Linked DNA regions of Homo sapiens: region 1 is linked to region 2. Evidence: chromatin loops called from intact Hi-C (ENCODE). Cell type or tissue: gastrocnemius medialis. All regions are shown on one strand. Each heading gives the region's core, and the rest is flanking DNA. Links, peaks and the distances in the headings are about the cores only. Region 1 overlaps TNIK (TRAF2 and NCK interacting kinase). Region 2 overlaps TNIK (TRAF2 and NCK interacting kinase).

Region 1 (10,473 bases), core at 3,182-8,181, 160 kb after region 2:
TGCATTGTATATTAGGCACTTTTTGCATATTCTTCCTTATTGAATTCTCTTACCAGTCCTGCAAGACATGTGTTCTTTTCCTGTTGCAGTTCTTTTCATGGGCTCAGAGTTGTTAGTTGTGTCACAGTTGGGTCTGGCTGCAGACCATAGGCACCTTCTACCTCATGGTGCACATTGGGGTTCTTGTCTTGTGCCACACAGCCTCTCATTCTTCTGTGGCTGGTTCAGACATCTAAACGTGTTGCTTTTCTTCACTGTGTTGAGCAGCCCAGCCCCAGAAGGAATGCTTTCTTGTTCTGTTCAAGTTGCTTGTGTATCAGCTGTTCCCCACTCCCACCCTTTCCAGCAGCCAAAAGTTCTGTCTTGCCTCTGCCTTCCCAAAGGCACTAGAATTTGTCTCTCTTCTGTTTGTAATGCACATAGCGCTAGGGTATTAATCATGCCACAGGCTAGGCTGCACAACACCTCTGGAATAATGAATTATCCAGCTTCTGCCAAAATGAGTCACACCATGGCCATGAACGAAACTTATCTCTTTCTGACTCTTTCCTCATCTTGTTCTTCCATCTTCCCTTGCTTGTCTCCTGTGATCTGTCTTGCCAGTGGTAATTGGAGCATTTTCTCCTTTACTTAAGTTCTGAAGTGTCTTTGGGACTCGCTAATGTATCCAACGGCTAAACAAGGCCTGTCAAGGACATTTATGGCTTTCTAGCATGGGCAGTTGAGTGTAGCTTACAAGCAACTTTGGATATATATGACCAGGAATATAAATGTTCCTTTTGGAAAACAAGAGAACCCCAGCCAAAAAAAAAAAAAAAAAAAAAAAAAAAATCCTAACAATGATATCAAATGAAGGCTTAAGGAAGCAGCAGAATTGACTAGGTCATGTGACTTAGCAGAGTATGCACAGGTATTTGTGGTGATATGACCTTTGGTTTGAAAGGGGTGTTCTGGTGGCTTAGGGAAAGGCTGCCCAAGAGGGATTCTGAGGTGATGTGTACTAAATAAAGTACATATTTTTTCCCTAAACCTTCTTGCTTCCTGTGGAATAAATCCAGGATTACCTAACAAATGAGACCTCTCCATTTCCTTACTGTCAAAGTATGTTCTTCAAATTACTGCTGTATGTGTATTATCACTTAGGAATGCTTTTGTCTGTACTTACGTTTCTTATGTCACCAGAAATCTAGAGGTAGGCAGTTCAGGGTTCATGTGATGCTTCACTGATACCTTCAGAAACCGAAGCTCCTAGCTTTCTGTGCTGGCATCATTAGTCTGTTGGCAATAACTCATGGTTGCAAGATGGATGCTGTAGCTCCAGATATCATATTTTTATTCAAGGCACTAAGAAGTGGGAAAAAGTTAGCAAGACACTAGCTATATTTGTCCCTTATTTCAGGAAAAGCAGAAGCTCCCAGAAGATGTTTGCTTATGTCTCATTGGAGAAAACTATGTCACATCCCTAACTGCCATCCTTAGCTGTCGGGGAGTCAGGATAGGCAAGTGTGGCTTTGCTATACTCTGAAATGGAAGCAGCAACAAAAATGAGGGTTGAAAATGACCATTGGGTTAGCCAATAAACAATTTCTGCCACAACTAAATGAAGGGAAATCATAGAAGACTAAGTTGGGCAGGCAAAGGCAGTGTCACCTGACAGTGGAGAAGAAGGAAATCAATATTCTTGAGCCCTACTCTGTGCCAGATTTTGTGCTAGCAGCATACCTGATCAATACATGCATGCCACGGTTATTTCCATTGTGCAATTGAGAAAGCTAAGCTCTGAGCAACAGTCTGCATGTAGCTAAATTGGAAACCTCTATTTGAATTCGGATCTGCCTGTCTTAAAAGCCTATTCTCAGCTGGGTGTAGTGGCTCATGCCCATAATCCCAACACTTTGAGAACCCGAGGTGGGAGGATTGCTTGAGCCCAGGAGTTCAAGACCAGCCTGAGCCACATAGTGAAACCTCATCTCAATCAATCAATCAATACCTGTTTCTTTCTTTCTACCAATCCATGTTGCCATTGGGAAATTGAGGCGAGTTTTATAGCATGAAACTGGAGTACCTCACTGAATCTCAGTACCTTTATTGAGTTGCCAGCACCTTCAGTCACCTATGGACAAAGTAGGAATCTGAAGTAATTATTTTATGGATTAAAAATGCATTTTGATAACAAAAATGATAAGGGGAAAAATGGTGAATACTCAAGTCCTTAGATTGTGATGCTAGTTAAAAGAGAACTGGCCTAGGAAGCAGAAGACCCAGCTCAGTTTAAAACCAGCTGCTAAGTTGCTCTTTGATCTTGGGTAAGTCATGTTCCCTCATTTGTGAAGTGAAAGGTTTGGCTAGGTGATCTGCAAAGAGTCTACTAGCCCTAGAACACTTAGGTTTTGCTACGTTCTCTCATGTATCTTTCATTTGTTCATTCATTCAATAAATATTTATTAAGGGCCTACTGTGTGCCAGGAGCAGTTCTAGGTACTTTGGATACATCAGACAACAGAACAAAGATCCTTGCCCTGTGGCTCTTAGGTTCTTATGTATGTGTGTTAGAGGTAAAGGGCACAAGCAATCAACACAAAACATGGTAAATTAGTGATGAATAAACATGTCGTATGTTAGAGGTGGTTAGTTCTGTGGGGGACAAATATGGGGAAGGGGCATGAGCAGTGCTGGGGGGAGGTCCCAGGGGTCCTCGTTGAGAACACAGGGGTTGAGCAGGCTTTGGGGAGGTGAGGGAGTCAGCTAGCACATCACTGCTGAGGTGCTGCAGGAAGAGGTAACAGCTTGAGTCAAGATCCAAAGGCTGGGCCTTCGAGCATTTTCCTTCTTCCTGACCTGAGGCCTGGCCTTGAGTTCTTCTTACCCCAGAACCATCATTTTCTTTCACATGTATTGGTTTTCAACCCAGCTCAAAGCTTTCTGGACTTGAAAGCCATTTAAATTGGACCCTTCTGTTGCAGTTAGGGCCATAGAGCCTGGCTGCCACCTTCTTACTTGTGTCTTATTTCACGCTATAGAAACTCTCAGTTCCTAGGGATTTGGGTAAAATGGTGGTAGAACTACCAAGGTCTGGAGATACTAGAGTCTTATCAAAATAGCACAGGGACCTTAAGAGCCAACCCACCATTTCCAGACTATTATTGCTGTGTTTCCTGTTTAAAGCCTCCTGAACAGCAAATGATTCAGTGTTTCTCTCATGTTCCGAAATGATTATCTTTGTCTATCAACCATAAAACCCCAGGTACAGGCCGGGCACGGTGGCTCATGCCTGTAATCCCAGCACTTTGGGAGGCTGAGGCAGGTGGATCACGAGGTCAGGAGATCAAGACCATCCTGACTAACACTGTGAAACCCGTCTCTACTAAAAACACAAAAAATTAGCCGGGCATGGTGGCAGGCACCTGTAGTCCCAGCTACTCGGGAGGCTGAGGCAGGAGAATGGCGTGAACCCAGGAGGCGGAGCTTGCAGTGAGCCAAGATTGCACCACTGCACTCCAGCCTGGGCGACAGAGCGAGACTCCGTCTCAAAGAAAAAAAAAAAACAAAAAACCCAGGTACAATAGAACTGCGTTTTTGTCTTTACCAGTTATTGCTCCTGAGCCAACTTGTAATAGATGGGTTGAGCCATCCCCATCAGCTCCGGAAATAACCTCACTAAGCGAGGCCAAGAGCCTCTGGGAGACTCAGTCACTTGCTAGGCCAGAGAAACACGGGGTGCAGATTGCGTTTAATGAAAATCTTTGTGTACATCTTGAAACATAACAAAGAGAAGGGACAAGAGTTGACTTTGTGAGTTGTGTTGTATGCAGAGAGTTCCTTGGAGTCTTAGAATGATGGTGTTGTGAAGGTGCATTGCTATTCCCAGTTGAACTGAGAACTGGTAACATTGAAAGAATCCCCCTTGCTCCTAGTGTGAGGTTACACATGTGCCCCAGCCACCTGCTCTCAGGTAGACTGCACTTTAGGCAAGAGGCTAGACCCCCTAGAAAACCCCCTCCACATTGTGCAGACCTCTGCCCAATTACTGAAGAGCCCTGAGTGTCATTTCACAGGATATTGAGAAACTTAGTTCTGGGGAGTGACTCAGCATGAAGGTTATGAATTTTATGAAGCTCTCTTCCAGTTACATCTCTTTTTCATGTGGCCTTGACATTTGTTTGATGGCAATAGCAAGGAAACTTACCTTTGATCACTCTAATCTGAGACAATTTTGAAAAATGTACAAAATGCATGAGGTATTTAAAATGAAATATCTATATTAGGATGTGGGCCATTGAACCAAATTTGATACTAGATTTTCTTACCAATCTGCTGTGAAACTGAGGCAGCAAGCCTCTTCTTGGTGTTTTCTAACCAGGTTTTCCCCATCTCTTGATATTCCCCCTCTCATGCAATATTTAGAGACTACTGAGCCACAGACAGAGTATGGGAGGAGAATATTGTTAGAGATGGAGATTGTACAGGTAGAAATGGAGGCATTAGCCTAGAAAATTCTGTTCAGAGAATAAAAGTCACTCTGAGCATAAGAAATAATATAAAGGTATACTGGCCTCTATTGTTACATACTAGTCTACTCACAAAATAGGCAATAATTGTTTATCTTTTCAACAAATACTTTGAGTACCTCCTACTGTGCCCAACTCTGATCTAAGCACAAGAGAGACATCAGTGAATGCCATCATCAAAAAGTCTCCCTGTCCTCATCTTATTAGGTAAAACCATATGAAATTGCTGTTTTTCTAGTTAAACCAATTGAATATAAATAACACCTACTATCTGATCCAGCCATTCCACTCTCAGGTATTTAACTAAAAGAAATAAAAGCATACACCCTCGGATTTGTACACCAATGTTTGCAGCACCTGTATCTGTAATAGCCCAAACTAGAAACAGTCCAAATGCAAAAACAGTGATATGTCCATAGAATGGAATACTACACAACAATAAAAAGGAGTGAGATACTGATATGTACTACAACATGGGTGGACTTCAGAAACACTATTCTACGTGAAACAGATCGAATACATAAGACCACATATGATGTGATTTCACTTATACAAAACTTTGGAAGTTACAAACTAATTCATAGTGACAGAAAGCAGATCATTGGTTGCCTAGGGACAGGAGAGTGGGGATGGGTTCAGGCAGGAAAGGAAGGAGGCAAATGAGATCTTTGGGGGATGATGGGTATGTTTACTGTTTTGACTGTGATGATGTGTTCACAGGAGGATCCCTACGTCATACCTTATCAAATGGTGTACTTTAGGTACAGTTTATTATATGACAATTATAGCTCAATGATGGTGTTATAAACAGTCAAATAGCAGCAATTTCCTATGGTTCAACCCACAGATAAGTTTCAGTAACGAATTAATTTAAAATTGTTTATATTCATTTTTCATACATTTATTGATAAGCTGCCATGTGCCAGACACCATGAGTGGTACTGTCAATGAAAAGTAAGACTGTTTCTGCTTTGAAGGTTAGTGGAAGAAATAGGTTTGTAAACAGAAAACTGAATGACTTTCACAGGAAGTTCTGAAGCAATTACCAGGTTTAACCAAGTTGTCCTTTGTTGACTGAATTTATGTGTGTGTCTGCCCCTTCTTTTTCAGAGTGACTTGTGGTCTTTGGGTATCACCGCCATTGAAATGGCAGAAGGTGCTCCCCGTAAGTACCCTCCTCTGGGGTGAAATCTGTTGCTGGTCTGCTCTGCAGGTACTGAAGTTTCCTTGCCAGGAGCTGCAGTTGCTTTACTTCCACTACACCGAGCCCTGCATGGATTCAAGCTGGCATATTTAGAAAGCAGAGTCATCTTAAATCAACCAGGAATCCATTCATTTCAGAGCAGTGGGAGAATCCTGTTTTTATTAGAAAAAAAAAAAAGGAAGAAAAAGAAAGCATACTTTGGGGAGTCTTGTTTGTTTTACAGATTCTGTACATCATTTATTCTTGGACTACTCCTCACCTGACATAAAACTGTGACCAACTCACAAGACTATAAACTCCAATGTATGAAAATCCAAAATTAATTTTCAGTGCACAGGTTATACAAAGACTCCACTCAATGGCTATCACTCCTCTTAAAATACTGATGTTTAAAATTTTAGATTTCCCTGCTATTTGAGACAGAGTGGCTAGGGCTCCAGCAGTCTTGAGAATCTCAGTTCCTTGAGATTTGGAGTATTGGCCCCAGCAGAGAGTCTCTGTCATGAGACTGTGCCTCACAGACTTCCATATAGGAAGTGTAACTGATTGTCAGCCCCAGCTGCTGCAATGGCAGCAGGCCGCACCTTTCAAGGGCCACTCCCCGCCAGTGACCTAGCACAGTGGGGATACTAAGGCAGGCCCTTTCCTGGAGGACACAAGATTCCTTTGTAGGCAACTTTCACCCAAGTAATCCCCTATGACTTTACAAGACCTGCAGGACAGGCTGGGACCCTTCCACCTACCTTTTCTCCCTCTCTCCTTCACTCAGGGTCAGACTTGCATAGCAATCTGATGACTTCCCATACTGCCTGGCTCCTTCCCTGTTTCCATTCACATAGTAATTTACCCAGTAATATCCTTGGTGTCTGCATCTCAAAGGACTAGGACAAAAATAGGCCCTTTATTTGCACGACAGGTCATTATACTTATGACTTTTACCTTCGGGTTGTCATCGTTTTCTTACTTCCCAGTCTAGAATTGGTAGAACTCATCTGTAGCATGATTGATTTGGAGTGCTGGTTGACAAAATTGCCCTCATTCACAATGCTAATAGGCATGTGTGAATCAGAAAAATAATATATTGCAGTCTTAAACCATATTATCATTCTTGATGAGTGGTAGACAGGGCTAAAAATAAACTTCTGCCCACAGAATCCTTTGGCTTTTAGGGAGCATATATTCTTATTCTAGCTACAAAGTAGAAATTCTCCCAGATGTTTGAAAAGTAAACTAATAAAATATTTTATTAAAATAAGAACATATGAGTGCTTTCACTATAAACGATAATGTCATGTTTACAAGATGAGATCTTTTTATAACTTTGTTTTTCTGCCAGACTCTGTGTGACTTAATCCTCTGGGCTTCCTGGGGCCAGTGAATTTAAAAACAAAATGAAACAAAACCCGTTACGAAACCTGAAAAGCCATTCGGGATATCTGGAAACAGAGAAAATGGGGCTCTGGGGCTGGTGTTTTGGACTCCAAAAATCTGTGTAGATAACAATTGCATTTGGATGAGCTGTCGACGTGTAAGAAATAGACGGGATAATGAAATGCCTTTTATTTATGGCTTAGGCTTTTACTAATTAAAAATAGCTTACCATCTCCATTGTAGTTGTCATCTGATGGTATTTACTTTAAATGTCAGGTGGTCATTCACAGCAAGGATGGCTGGTTGTTGACCCTTTAACTTAGTTTCCTTAAATATGAAGTAAACATGTATTCACTAGAAATGTTAGCAGTAGCTATGTGAACCATGTTGTATTTTATGAGACTCCTGTAAGTGGATATTGGATCTTTCAAATGCTCAGAAGCATTTGGATATTCTGACTTTGTGCTCACTGGTGGTGTGTAAACTGAGTGGGTCATTGGGCAGCCATTATCTGCACAGCCAAGACGGGCTTGGCCTGGGTTTGGCCTCCTAACTGTAGCTGGCCCTTGTTTTGGTCTCTTGCAGCTCTCTGTGACATGCACCCCATGAGAGCTCTCTTCCTCATCCCCCGGAACCCAGCGCCTCGGCTGAAGTCTAAGAAGTGGTGAGTTTGGTCTTCGATGTTTCGCAGATCTAAGGGTGAGGTTTTCTTGTGATTCTATTTTGGATTAGCTCTAATCCCTAGGTCCTGCTGATAGAATGAGACTAACATGTATGATGACTTGGTGAATTACTTTCCATATGCTGTCATTCATCTTAAAGTATATATTGAGTATCTACTGTTTGTACAGCAGGTCTTTATTCCCCCACCTTTAAGGTAAGAAATTATTAGCCAAAATGGGTAAGTGAAGCCAAGTAATAACATGAAAGCTCTTTGATCTATAACTCCAAGTCATATCTTTCCTGGCAGCACAGAACAGCTTATCAGAGAGGGTGATAGTTTAGAGAGTCAGCCTGTTAGATTGGCTGATTTCTCTTCTATTCCTTACAACAATCATTCCCTAAGTGCATATACATACCAGGTAATGTTTGAGATTATTTCTCTGGCTCGTGTATGAGCATTTGCAGTTTTTTTGTTTTTACTACTGTTTTCACATATGGCAGGTGATACTGGCTTCTTATTTGGGGCAGCGATTTAACTTTTCCTTTTGATAAACTTACATAAAACAGTGGCTTAATTTAAAGGAAACTACTACATGAATACTAGTATGAGTGGTGTGAGGGTACGGCAAAAATTATGTTGATAGGATATGACTGACTGACATTTGGGAAACAGTTCTACAGGTTAAGCCAGATGTTGGATGTTTGACTTTTTGGGGATAATTATATAGTTGGGATCTTCCTATCTTATTATTCCATAACCAAAATTCATTGCTTCCTCCTTTCTTCCTATGGAAATGGTGTATCCTCCCTGATACATTCTTGAATCTCGGATTACTCATGGTCTGAGGTCAATTCCTGCACTATTTGTGACCTCCTATCCTTTTTCTAGAGATAAGTCCTGGGCAGTGAGACCATGAGGGACAGGATCCTTCTGCCCCTTTCCATAGCCCTTCATGATCAGGCGCTTGACTGGGGTCCTCATGTTTCCCACCCACCCACACACAGGCTCACCTCTACCATACAGGGGGCAGCCTTAATTACCACCAGTCATCTACTAATGAGAGCCACCCTGGTGGAACAGAGGAAAGGGCACACTGCACAGAAAGAGGGAAGGAAACAGCCAGAAAAGAGATGGCAGCCTCAGAATTGCCGGGCCCTGCGAGGGGAGTGAGAGTTGCTATTGGTAACAAGGAGGCAGAGCGTTCCCTGCTCCTCCTTCCTCTGCAGAGGGTCATTGTGGTGCAAGACAACCCTTCTCTCCCCAGCAACAGCCCTCCCATTGGGTGTCATACATCATGTGATCGGCAAAGCACCCCAACACCCTGCTTCCTCTCTTCTCCCTGGATCAGACTCCCGGGGAGAGGGACTGGCGCAGTTCTCTTCCCTGGAAGTGACAGTGACACTACAAAGCCCTCTGCTAGGTTCCTGCTTGATATCTGAGCTGAGTCTGGTGTATACAGTGGGCTTTACTTACCCTGTTCCCTGCCCTATCTTCTCCTTGTCTCCCTTTACTGCTGCAGGACACGTATTCTGAGCTTTTCCACAGAGGAGGACAAACTGGCCCTCCACAAATGTATTTGGCTGTCACACTATGGTCATATACCCTGTTTTAAAAATATGTGTATTAATTGGCAACACTTAAAAATCTGTCAATTGAGCATTACATTTAGATTTCTGGCCTTTTTCTTGCAAAGATGCAGTGAACTGCCTGCAAAGATGCTAGCTGCTGCTCCCATTTAGGACAAGTGATTGTCCTTCTCCTCCAGCTGCCACCTCCCCCCAACTCAGAAGCTGGTGTCAGTTGGTTAGTATACATCTCCTGTTTTCTTTTCTTTTCTTTTCTTTTTTTTTTTTTTTGAGACGGAGTCTCGCTCTGTCGCCCAGGCTGGAGTGCAGTGGCACGATCTCGGCTCACTGCAAGCTCTGCCTCCCGGGTTCACGCCATTCTCCTGCCTCAGTCTCCTGAGTAGCTAGGACTACAGGCGCCCGCCACCATGCCCTGCTAATTTTTTGTATTTTTTTTTTTTTTTTTAGTAGAGACAGGGTTTCACCGTGTTGGCCAGGATGGTCTTGATCTCCTGACCTCATGATCCGCCCGCCTCGGCCTCCCAAAGTGCTGGGATTACAGGCGTGAGCCACCGCGCCTGGCCACATCTCCTGTTTTCATCTTAACCATGGTCTACACCACCCCTTTTTGTGACCTACCTGACCCCACAGAAAAGTGAGTGAACAGCCCTTGCCCTACAGTGTCAGTTTTCACCGACTGAGACCCAAAAAAGATCAACGGTGTGCTGACCTTGTTTGAGAAATACAAACTTTTAGGACAATGCAGTCTGATTTTTCGGCTTCAAACCTTTGACAACAACTAATTTTAATAATGCTGGAGGGAGCAGGAGAAGTTTGGAAACACTGAGAAGTCCAGGCCAATTTCATCTCATCCTGCCACCTTGCACACCTTTCCCTGATGTGTAAGGAAAACTGAGTAGGAAAGCTATGGGAACAAGTCCCATATTGTCAGACAGGGAAAGGAAAAGTAACCTGATTGCTAGAGAGAGACCGGGGAAACAAAAGCCCTGATAATGTGCCATTTCACACTTCGATCCCAGCCTTTGTAGAGGTGGTGGTGCAGCCTCCAGGCACATGATACTTGACAGCAGACATGGCTCCCATTTCTCTGCAATACAATTCCACCAGTTTTTAAGTGAAAATATTTAAACACTTCAGAGT
Region 2 (10,473 bases), core at 1,971-6,970:
GATTCAAACGTTAGCTCTTCCATTCTCTGTCTTCAGTTTCCTCACCTGTAAATTGGGCTAATAATAGTACCTTCTGCACTGTACGGTAGTTAGGCAATTCCTATAAAGAGATAAGCACACTTAGGGCCGGGCATGGTGGTTGATACCTGTAATCCCGGCACTTTGGGAGGCCAAGGCAAGTGAATTCCCTGGGGTCAGGAGTTTGAGACCCTTGGGCAACATGATGAAATCCTGTCTCTACTAAAAATACAAAAAAAAAAAAAAAAACAACTTAGCTGAGCATGGTGGTACATGCCTGTAGTCCCAGTGACTTGGGAGGCTGAGGCACGAGAATCACTTGAACCTAGGAAGCAGAGGTTGCAGTGAGCTGAGATCATGCCACTGTACTCCAGCCTGGGCAATAGAGCGAGACATTGTCTCCAACAGAAAAAATAATAAAAAAGAGTTAAGCACATTTCTTGGCACACATAGTAAGCATTCAATAAATTTTAGCTAATAAAAGTAATGTTTAATGTTTGGCTTTTGGGGGATATTAACATATTACACATTCTCTGGTGAGGTTCAGCTTTCTTAACGTCATGAACCTAGAAAACTGGGAAAAATTACTTTCATAAGGATGGTGGGATTTCATATATACACACACCCCTATACATGTCACTTTTGTTGTTGTTGTTACTGAAATGAGGGCTTCTCCAGTTTAGAAATGAGGCAATGAAGAGTGGAAGGATTAACATAAATAATCTTAAAAAAATTGTTGGTTGATTGGAAATCAAAGACTTGGAGTGGGGAGCCATAAGAGGAAGATATCTTCCCGCAATCCACATTACCATTATAATTACCGAAATATAGGTCCACGTAGAAGAGCCTGGTAAAATTAAGAGATTCAAAGGTACGTAGTTTCGATTAAGCTGCTAAATAGCTTCATTCTTCAATCGTGGTTAGAACAGCTTCTCTCCCTTCTGCTTATGCTAGGATGGTATAAGACAAAAAGATCTAGAGCTAGGGTTCTCTATCAGTTTCCTATTTTGTTTGGGCTTCTGCTCATTGGAGCACTATTTATCCTGAGGGCATTTGTAGTTCTCCCTCTGGGCAAAGTCTAGAAATCTTTTCTGCCTCCTGAAAATCTGTTGCTTGCATGGTAATCTTGAGAAAATATTTCTAGAAGTGAATGAAATGGCCAGGCACTTCATTTAAGCAGATTATCTTCTACCTTCTTTGACTATGGAACTCAGGCCTGGATAAATATTCTATTAGGAAAGGTGTGATCACAGAAGATCCAGTCAGCAGGTAAGAAGTATATGTAATACACATCTATCGTTATGGATAAGGAACAGTAAGTGGGAATAAGGGAGCAGAAGTTTCATGGAAAGTCTTGCTGACCAACCTCAAGAATGAAATATGGCATTGTAACTATATCCGCCCAAATAGGATGCCCAGGCTTAAACCGTATTTACATGCAAAGGCGTCCCACAGTGCCCAGTATTACTGTTTCTTTATTCAACGTTTGGACCTCATGTCCCTTCCTCATCTTTGCTTATCTGAGGTCTTTTGCTTTCTCCCTGTTCAAAACCTGCTTTCCGTTCCTCTTGCGACTTCCTCTGTCCAGGAAGCACAGACTATCACTCCATTCTCACTTGGAGGCTCTTACCTTCTCTCCTTCCAGCTAAGGGGTATTCGTGTCTTTGTTTTTCTTCATAGGAACTTCCTGCCTGGCATGAGATTGCCATGGATGCCTGGTGGCCAGGCTTGCCTTTGAGCTGTGATAATGCTGATCTCCTGGAGTCCTGTTAGTGCACAGCACACTTTTACGTTCTCTTTCATGTTTGGTTGGCACAAAGTGCTCTGGGGTGGGCAGTAGGTACTTCATTATCCTCATTTTATAGTCATGAAACTGGCTTAGAGAGGTGAGGCTGTGGGGAAGAGGTGAAGCTGTGTCAGAATCCAGAGGCTTCCACAGGGAAAGGAGCTCTTGTGTTTCTCATCCCCACTAGGATTCCAGGGAGCATGAAGCTCCCTGCCAAAGGGCTGTGCTGTTAAAATGAACAAAAAGGAAAGTTGAGGTCTTACTTTAGAGCACTGCATTAGAGCAGTAACCCTACTTCTACCTCACTTTGCTGACCTTAAACATGATATTTATTTGGTATCACAATTGGAACTGGAAAAACTGGCCCCTTCAGGGATCTATCACTGTTGGTTGGTAAGTACCCACAAAACTTTCTAGTGCACCTGGAAATGCTGATGGAGATTTTTCTCACTGATCCCAAGGACACTTATTAATGGACTTTGCCTACCTCTCAAGCAGAGCCATGATCTGGAAATAAGCCATAAAATGTATGTCATCAGGTCCCTCCGAGGGGACTATGGTCTTTGTTCTTAGACTGTTAGGCCTTTCCTCAGAGCTGTTTATGCTTATTTTTAAAAAATTGTCACAGAAGCTTGACTTATGTGGTCATACAGCAGGTTACAGTGGCACAGAGATAACAGCATATAGTAGACCCTGAGAGAGAGGAGGGAGACAAAAACACTGAAAATGAAACACAGACCTAATTTTTAAAAGAAAGGCACACAGTCAACTGATAGGAGGTTAAGAGTGTGCTCAGTTGTTACAGCACAGTATCAAGGATATTTGGAACAAAAGGCCTTAAGTTAGTGTGAAAATGGTTAACTTTAAGGAGTAAAGGAAGTGTGTAATTCATCTTAGGAAATTTGCCGTGGAAAATGGAGGAAAACAAAAACCCATTTTGTTAGTTTTGACAAGGTTATTAACGGATATCAGTCAAAATATGTTGGAGAAATTTAAATGAGTAATGTAGATTTTATTTCCATTACTAGATACTCAGTTCACCAAAGAAGCTATCTGATTGGCCTGTAAAGGGGCTGTATGAATATGTAAAGATACTTAACATCGGTCATCAGGCAAATGCAAATTAAAATTGCAACGAGATACACTACGCACTGTATGACTAAAGTTAAAAAGACTGACAATATCAATTGTTGCCAATGTTATGAAGCAACCGGAACTTTCATACCTTGCTGATAGGAATGTAAAATGATACATTCTAAAGTGCCACTTTAGAAAGCACTTTCATAGTTTCTTATGGTTATTTATACACCTACCAGATGACCTGGCAAATCTACTTGCAGGTATTTACCCAGGAGAAATAAAACACACGCCAGTACCAAGATCTGTATTGAATGGTCATAGGAGCTTTAGTCATAATAGCCAAAAGTGGGAAATGATCTACATACTTATCAAATGGAAAATGGAAAAACAAATCTTGCCACATCCATATAGCAGAATACGACTAAACAATAAAAATGAATGAGCTACTGATACATGCAACAGCATGAATGAATCCCAAAATTGTTATGCTAAGTGAAAGAAGCCAGCCTCAAAAGGCTGTGTACTGTGATCCCATTAATATCACATTTCAGAAAAGGCAAAACTATAGGGATGGAGAACAGATCAATGAACTAGGATTATGGGGAGGTGATGTGACTACAAAGGGGCATGAGAGAACTTTTTAGGATTAATTGTGGTGGTTATGTGACTGTATACATTTGTTAAAATTCATCAAACTGTACATTTAAGATGGGTGAATTTTAACATAGATTATACCTCAACAAGAAAAAACAAAATTTGGAAATTGCATTACTAAATTAATAAACAACCTATGCATTTTCTTTTATTTGTCCAGCCTTTCAACAAAATTTTCTTGCACGCAAACAGTCTACCAGGCACTGTGCTTATCCCTGGGGATAGAAATATGAATAAAATGAGATCCTTGCCCTGATCACTTTTAGTTCCAGACCCTTTTGCATTAAAAAGATTCTCCAAGCTAATAGAAGGTTGCTAGTGATTGGTTTTCAGGAGGAGACAATTTTTTTTTTTTTTTTTTGGCAGTTGGGGAAGGAAGGGTGCATTGTTTATTTGTATCTCTGAAGACTCTGAAAGTCACTTCAAATGACAGTGATCTGTTGTAAGCGCTAGTAGAATAATAGATTCTGTCATCAAAGGGATTGGCACAGTTTATGGTAAAAAAAAAAAAAAGAAACTTATAAAGATCAACTATACAGGATTCAAGTTTTTAAATTTAATACAAGCTACCTTCCTTTCATACTCTGCTTTTCCCTAAGGAAATTACTGGAGTGTTTGAAGCCCAGAAACTTGCTGTAGTCCCTAGAAACAATGTGGTGATGTCAGACTTGGGTGAATAAACAGTAGCACCTGTTCAAGACTTCATGAGTCTTTTTTCTCCCCCTCTAGTCTTTTTTGGCACAGCCTGAGGTTAGTTAATCTTTAAAAGAAGGAAAACGGAATGAGCCAGAAGGTAGCTTGATTCTAGACTATTTTTAGAAGGCTCCTCCATGCTGCTCCTGAGTGCCAGGTTTTTGAGAGCCTGGCAGGGCAAGCCATTGCTGGATGCCCTAATGTGGCCATGAATCAGCTCTAGGTCCTCGCAGGTCTCTGATGGCCACCAGTCCTCCCGGAAGATGCTTTCTGTGCTGCCCTCTCTTCTCTGTCATTCTCCTCCATCTCCCAGGCATCTTTTCCAACATTCTGTTCCACTCACTCCATATCCTCAGGAAGGCGCCTTCCAGTTTCTACGGTCACAGTGCAGAGGATTGTGTATGTGTGTGTGAACAGAGAGGAGAGAGCGAGAGAGAGCAAGGGCAAACAGGCAGGCTACTTGGGTGATTTTCCTAAAAGCCAAATCTCACATTATTCTTCCAGTTCTTAAAACCCTTCTTTCCATTTTAATTTGTTCTAGGACAAGCACCCTGGTGTCTGGTGCACAGTCATTGTGATCAGCCCCACCCACTGTCCAGTGCTGTACTTGACACTTCCCACCCCTCAGTCAGATACTTTTGTTGGTGGGAGGTGGTTTAGGAGGGGTGATGATAACAGTGGTGGGAGAGCTGGTGAAGAAACAAGGCACTGGTACTTGAAGACTTGCTCTCAGCTCCTGGAACAGGCTCCTGGGTTGTCCAGTGTGGTTGGCCAGGGAAGGAAAGGAAATGATGATTAAAAGACAAATACGCAGTTGGAGAAAAAAACTGCCTTTGGCGGGAGGCGCTCCCTGTGCTGTATCTGTCGAGTAACTGAGTGCTGAGCACGATGGGGAAAGGGAAAGGTTACTATCTGGGGCCTTGCTAAAATCTTTGAAAGACCTTGTAGTAGGATAGGGGTTGCAAACTGATGGCCAGAGGGCCAGGCATGTAATTCTCATGAGTGAAATGGCCAGTTTGCTCAGCCCAAAGGGGACAGCCACTCCTCATTTTCCAATTATTGCCGTGGGAATGGGGATCCAGTGTTGTAGGTTTTTTTTTTTTTTTTTTTTCTTTCTTTTTGAGACATCTGAGTCTCTGTTTCGCCCAGGTTGGAGTGCAGTGGTGCGATCTTGGCTCGCTGCAACCTCTGCCTCCCTGCAACCTCTGCCTCCCAGGTTCAAGCGATTCTTCTGCCTCAGCCTCCTGAGTAGCTGGGATTACAGGTGGCTGCCACCACGTCCGGCTAATTTTTGTACTTTTTAGTAGAGACGGGGTTTCATCATGTTGGCCAGGCTGGTCTTGAACTCCTAACCTCAGGTGATCTGCCCACCTCAGCCTACCAAAGTGCTGGGATTATAGGTGTGAACCACTGCGCCCGGCCTGTTGTCAGATCTTAGATTCTTCTTCTTTTTTTTAGAAAAGCTAGACTTTATGTAAAAGTTCCAAAATATTCATATTTAAAATTAAAAAGAGACACACACACACACTCCCTCCCACCCCCAACACCAACTATTAGGATCAAACAAAATATTTTCAAGCAGAATATAGTTCGAAGGCCATCAACTGGGGCCTCTTCCCTAAGAGTTGTGGCTGTAACATCAAAGAACATCACTGTGCTTTTGGCATTTGGGGCAAAATAATTTTTCTTTTTGTGGCACTCACTGTATATCACAGATTTCTAGCATTTCCACCCCCTAGTCCCATCCAATATTGCTTTTCTGTCGTTCTGACAAAAATGTCCCCAAATTTTCAAGTAACTTATAGGGTCAGCTGAGGTTTTCCCAGTTTTAGTATAGATAATACCCAAGCATCTTTGTGTTTCCTTTGCTGGGAATAATCTCCGGCCAAATATAACACTTCAGTTCTTGGTAAAAGCTAAATTTCACATCATTCTTTTATGTGTCTAGCCTTTCTTATCCTCAGTCACCCTTCCTCTGATTTCTGTGGGTTTTGTTTGGGTGAATGCACCTGGCCTTCAGGTTATAGCTGAATCAGGAGGTAGTTGGCTGGCAGAAGGATTACCTGGAGACAGTTACACATCTCACACCTTTCTCTGGCTATAGCAGCCCTGACTCAACAGCAGATATTCTGTCCTGAGGTTCTTCCCAGGAAGTGCCGTGGTGTGTGAAGCTGGCAGCGTTCCGGCCATTTTGGAAGGTTGTCATAAATGGTGGCACTGCGAGCTGAGGTTGGGTGATGCATGCTCTTTAAGAAAAGGCTAATTTTCTGGAAAGAAGTTTGGCTATGCCTAAAAATGTTCATCCATCTCTGAGGAAATAATGAGAAATATGAAAAGGCTTTATGCACAATTATATTGTTTGTAAAACTAATTCCAATAGCCAAAAACAGTAAACAAGTTAAATGTTCCACGTAGGAAAATGATTAAACAAATTTTGGGCTAGCTATATGATGTAATGATAAGTGGCCTTTTAAAACAAAGTTTATGAAGAATTTTTAATGGTAGGGGAAATACCATATAATCAAAAGATGATAGGATGTATTACTCATATACACACAGTTAGATATAGGTATGCCTATTTTTATAGGTGATTTTCCGTCTTCTCTATACTTTTCCAAATAGTCTACAGTAAAAACAAATATTGCTTTTTAAAAAAATAACTTTTAATTTTAGATTAATTTACATTAAATTAAATACAAAAGTTGCAAAGATAGTAGTGAGTTGCAGTTACCTATCCAGATTCCCCTACACTTTTATTACTTTTAAAAATTAGAATAAGTTACTTTAAAAATAATATAAAATGGGGTTTTCTAGCATATATTATCACGAGATAGCTTTTCATAGTCATTTAGGTATATTGTAAAAGAGGCGTTCAAAGAAAAAAATTACATTATCAAAAAGGCCCGTGTGACTTAGACTATATTTATTAAAAATGCTACATTTAACTGAGATCTCATGCATTTCACACATCCTGGATGGAACACTGGAGCGTTAGAAAACCCTCTTTAAATCATTTGTCCTAAAGTGATTTAAATGAATCCATTGCTTATCATAGGCTTGCTTTTGGATTTGATGCCAAAATAGACTTGTATTTGAGACCAAAGAAGTTATTCATCTTTCCTCCTTGAGCTATATATTTAGTTATTCCTTCTCAGACTTCCTTAGCCATATAAGTCAGTTTTATATGAGTCTATAATGGATATGAGTTTTAGATGCAGTCATCTGAAATTGAATTTACCAAGTAGATGCTATTTTAATACTTTGTTTTGACTGATCAACTCGCCAAAACTGGAAGCTAAAAATAATACACCTTGTCATTTTAGCAAGTCAAGCCATCACAGAAAATATTAAGAAATGACAGCAACTGGTATTTACAGGGCTCTCTTTGCCATATTCCTAATTGGGAACCCTTTAGGAAAGGGCCAGGGAGTGGCTGTGGATCTGGGGTAGAAAGTGGCCTGTTTTTGAATTTATGGAGTAGCGCACTGTCAGGGCCCCTTTCTTCACTCAGAAATGAAAGGAGCTGGTTCACCAGAGGGTGTGAGAACTCATTAACCACCCCCAGTGCTTCCCACCCAGCAAGGGATCAGAACATGTGCTGCTGTTTCAGAGCATCACAAAATCTTGTTTTCATGTGAGGATTTCAAAGGCTTAGATTGTTCAATTTGAAAATTTTGTCACAGAAGCGAAATGGGCACCTCTATAACTCGTGGTGGTGTTATTTTGTGGGAGGACCATCCATGTCTTTTTCCCCTATATTTTGAAATGAGGTCAAACGGACCTGTTCCATCCACTCACTTGGCATTTACTCTTCTTTGGGTGGGGCCCCTGGGAGTGTTTTAATTCGGGGTCGTAGGGTAAGAATAGATTAACATGGCATGACAAATTGGTTTGCTACAATCATAATTCGAAAGGTAGGTCAGGGTCTGAAGGGCAGAGTAGTGGTTCTCATTGGGGTTGGGTTTGGAGGATATAGTGGGAACAGAAGGATCATATGTAAGATTCACCCAAGAAGGTTTTTGGCCGCTAGGTTCCCCATCTGCCTGGTTAAGAATCCCCCAACAATAAAATGCCCCTATACCTCCTCCAGCTTACAAGGCAGAATTCCTGTGATGTGTAGGGCAAAACAACCCCCTACTCTTTTGTTATTAGTATTCTGCTGCTTTCTAAGTAAATGTTCTTAACTAAGAGAAAAATCTATACACTCTATCTCTAGAAGGCCAGCTGGAGAGGGAGAAGAAAAGAAAATTAAGAGACAATTTGGTTGGCTATCATTAATCTTTGTTTAGCCTTATGGGAAAATAAGCCTTCCTTCTTCTATCTTTGTTAGCAGGTAGATTAAGTTGGTTAAAGAATACTGTAGTCCATGAAAGAAAAGACAATGGCCTTTACAAAGGTATTCCAAAGCAGCCGAAAATATTTTTTTTCTTTCAGCTATTTTGCTGTCTAAGACTCAATGACACTTGACTGATTTGGGGTCAGTATCTAATAAGCGCATTTCCCAGATGAAAAACCAGCACAGCTAGGCCTTCTCCACAGAGCCTATACCTAGGTCTATCGAAGGAAGAAGATCATTCAGAATTTTATTTTTGCAAACCTTCAAATGTTAAGATCTGAATAATCTATTTAGGACAGTCAGAACTGCCTAATGGAAGTTGCATAATTGAGTAGAATTAAAAACCGCTTTCCTTCAGGTCCTCCCTCCTTTCCCCCATCTGTGACAACCTTTGACATTGCACAGATTTTCAAAGTCGTACTGTAAGATTAGTGCCAGGGTTCTTTCAAAGGAGGCTTGTAAGTGAAAAATCTGTTTTCGCATCCCTCAAAGCTGGAAGCCATAAAGAAAAGAAAAGAATATGCTTTTAATGAAGTCTTTGCAGGATCAGCTCCTTGCAACTTCAGTTGTTCATGTGAATCAAAAATAGCAGAAAGTAGGTCATATTGTAAAAATGAATTAGGCTTCACTTCACATTTTATTGACTTTACTAGGCTTTTTTCATTCACAGTGGTTGATTGTTAGCTAATGACTGGCATAAATAAAAAGGCATTTATTCTCTTATTTTCCTTATTTTGCCATCTACTTCTTTAGAATATCAGTGGGGCACACTATGTGCTTAGGGATTTAATTTTTTCATGTATCATTTTCACAACAACCCTGAAAGCTGGAATTTTTATGCTCATTTTATATGTGAGGGAACTGAAGCTCACAGAGTTTAAGGTAAATGACCCAAGGACACACAGCTCATTAGAAAAGATCTGCAGTTTGGACACATTTCTCTATCTGGAGGCCCTGCTGTTTTCAATTACATTCTTTTGATTTAAAAATATATATTTTTGATATATATTAGTGGGAAATAATTAAACTGAAGTAATATTGCCAAATCTTAATTGCCTCATGAGACAATGAAAAATACTTACCATGGTATTAAATAATTTTTTAAAATGATAATAACATTTATTTGAGCACTTAGTAGGGACCAGGCATTATGAACGAGTATAGGAAACAGCAAATACACAAATAAGTAATAGTTAACGTGTCAGATAGTGAAGCTACTACAGAGAAAAATAAAATAGGGTGTAAGGAGTGTGTGTATGTGTGTGTGTGTATATAGCAAGGGATTCTTGCTTCAGAGAAGGCATCAAGAATAGTATGAAATTTGAGCAGAAATTTCATAAGGAAAGTGCAGGAGCAGGTCTCTCAGACATCTGGATGAAGATTACAGAAATAACAAGTACAAAGGCCCTGAGGTGGGTGGGGTTGCTGTGTTTGAGGAAGAAGGAAGTGGCCATCTCCACAGCGCCCTCCATTGTTTCCTTAGTGACTTCCTGCCACAGCCACCAGCTCTGTCATTTGAATGCCTTTGTCCTCAAGGGGCAGAGAGACTCCCTTAGAGGGCATGAGGAAAGGCAGGCAGAATCCACCCCCACACTGGAGAGGGTGGGGAGCCAGTTTCATTTACATATTTAAATATCTTCCTCACAAGCAATAAATCTCAAATCATTTTAATTGAACATTTAAATCCTTCTCACTGGTAGGTATTTCAGGCATTCGGCTTTATGCCAATTATTGCGTCATCTTAAAAGAGAAGCTTTTAAATTTATTAAACCCATTACACTTGAATATTTGATTCCTGCCAAAACATAATTTAAAATCCTCACTTTAAAATAATTTGGTAAGGATTAGTAAACCTACCACAATAACCTAAACTGTGTGTCTGCAGAAATATCACCCAGTCTCTGGA

What was found. Peaks named below come from ENCODE experiments on the same cell type or tissue, not always from the same donor. Only the 100,000 strongest peaks of a DNase experiment are listed, where the experiment ranks them.
Region 1: a loop joins it to region 2, with 2.7 times the contacts of the local background. A loop is called at or near these places in 10 of 110 quality-filtered maps.

What each region holds. Positions count from the first base shown.
Region 1 is chr3:171,172,526-171,182,998 of GRCh38, reverse strand. TNIK (TRAF2 and NCK interacting kinase) reads left to right here. Exons shown (of 33, transcript NM_015028.4): 8 at 5,619-5,673; 9 at 7,669-7,747. Among named protein-coding and RNA genes, the nearest start is that of MIR569, 71 kb to the right of the region's middle. RefSeq lists a silencer at 8,855-8,924. In gastrocnemius medialis, for the core only: no CTCF peak of the experiment used is centred there; a DNase peak (open chromatin) is centred at 6,281; H3K4me3 peaks cover 989 bases; H3K27ac peaks cover 4,560 bases.
Region 2 is chr3:171,328,454-171,338,926 of GRCh38, reverse strand. All of the region lies in intron 2 of TNIK (TRAF2 and NCK interacting kinase), which reads left to right. Among named protein-coding and RNA genes, the nearest start is that of TNIK, 130 kb to the left of the region's middle. In gastrocnemius medialis, for the core only: no CTCF peak of the experiment used is centred there; a DNase peak (open chromatin) is centred at 4,406; H3K27ac peaks cover 4,408 bases.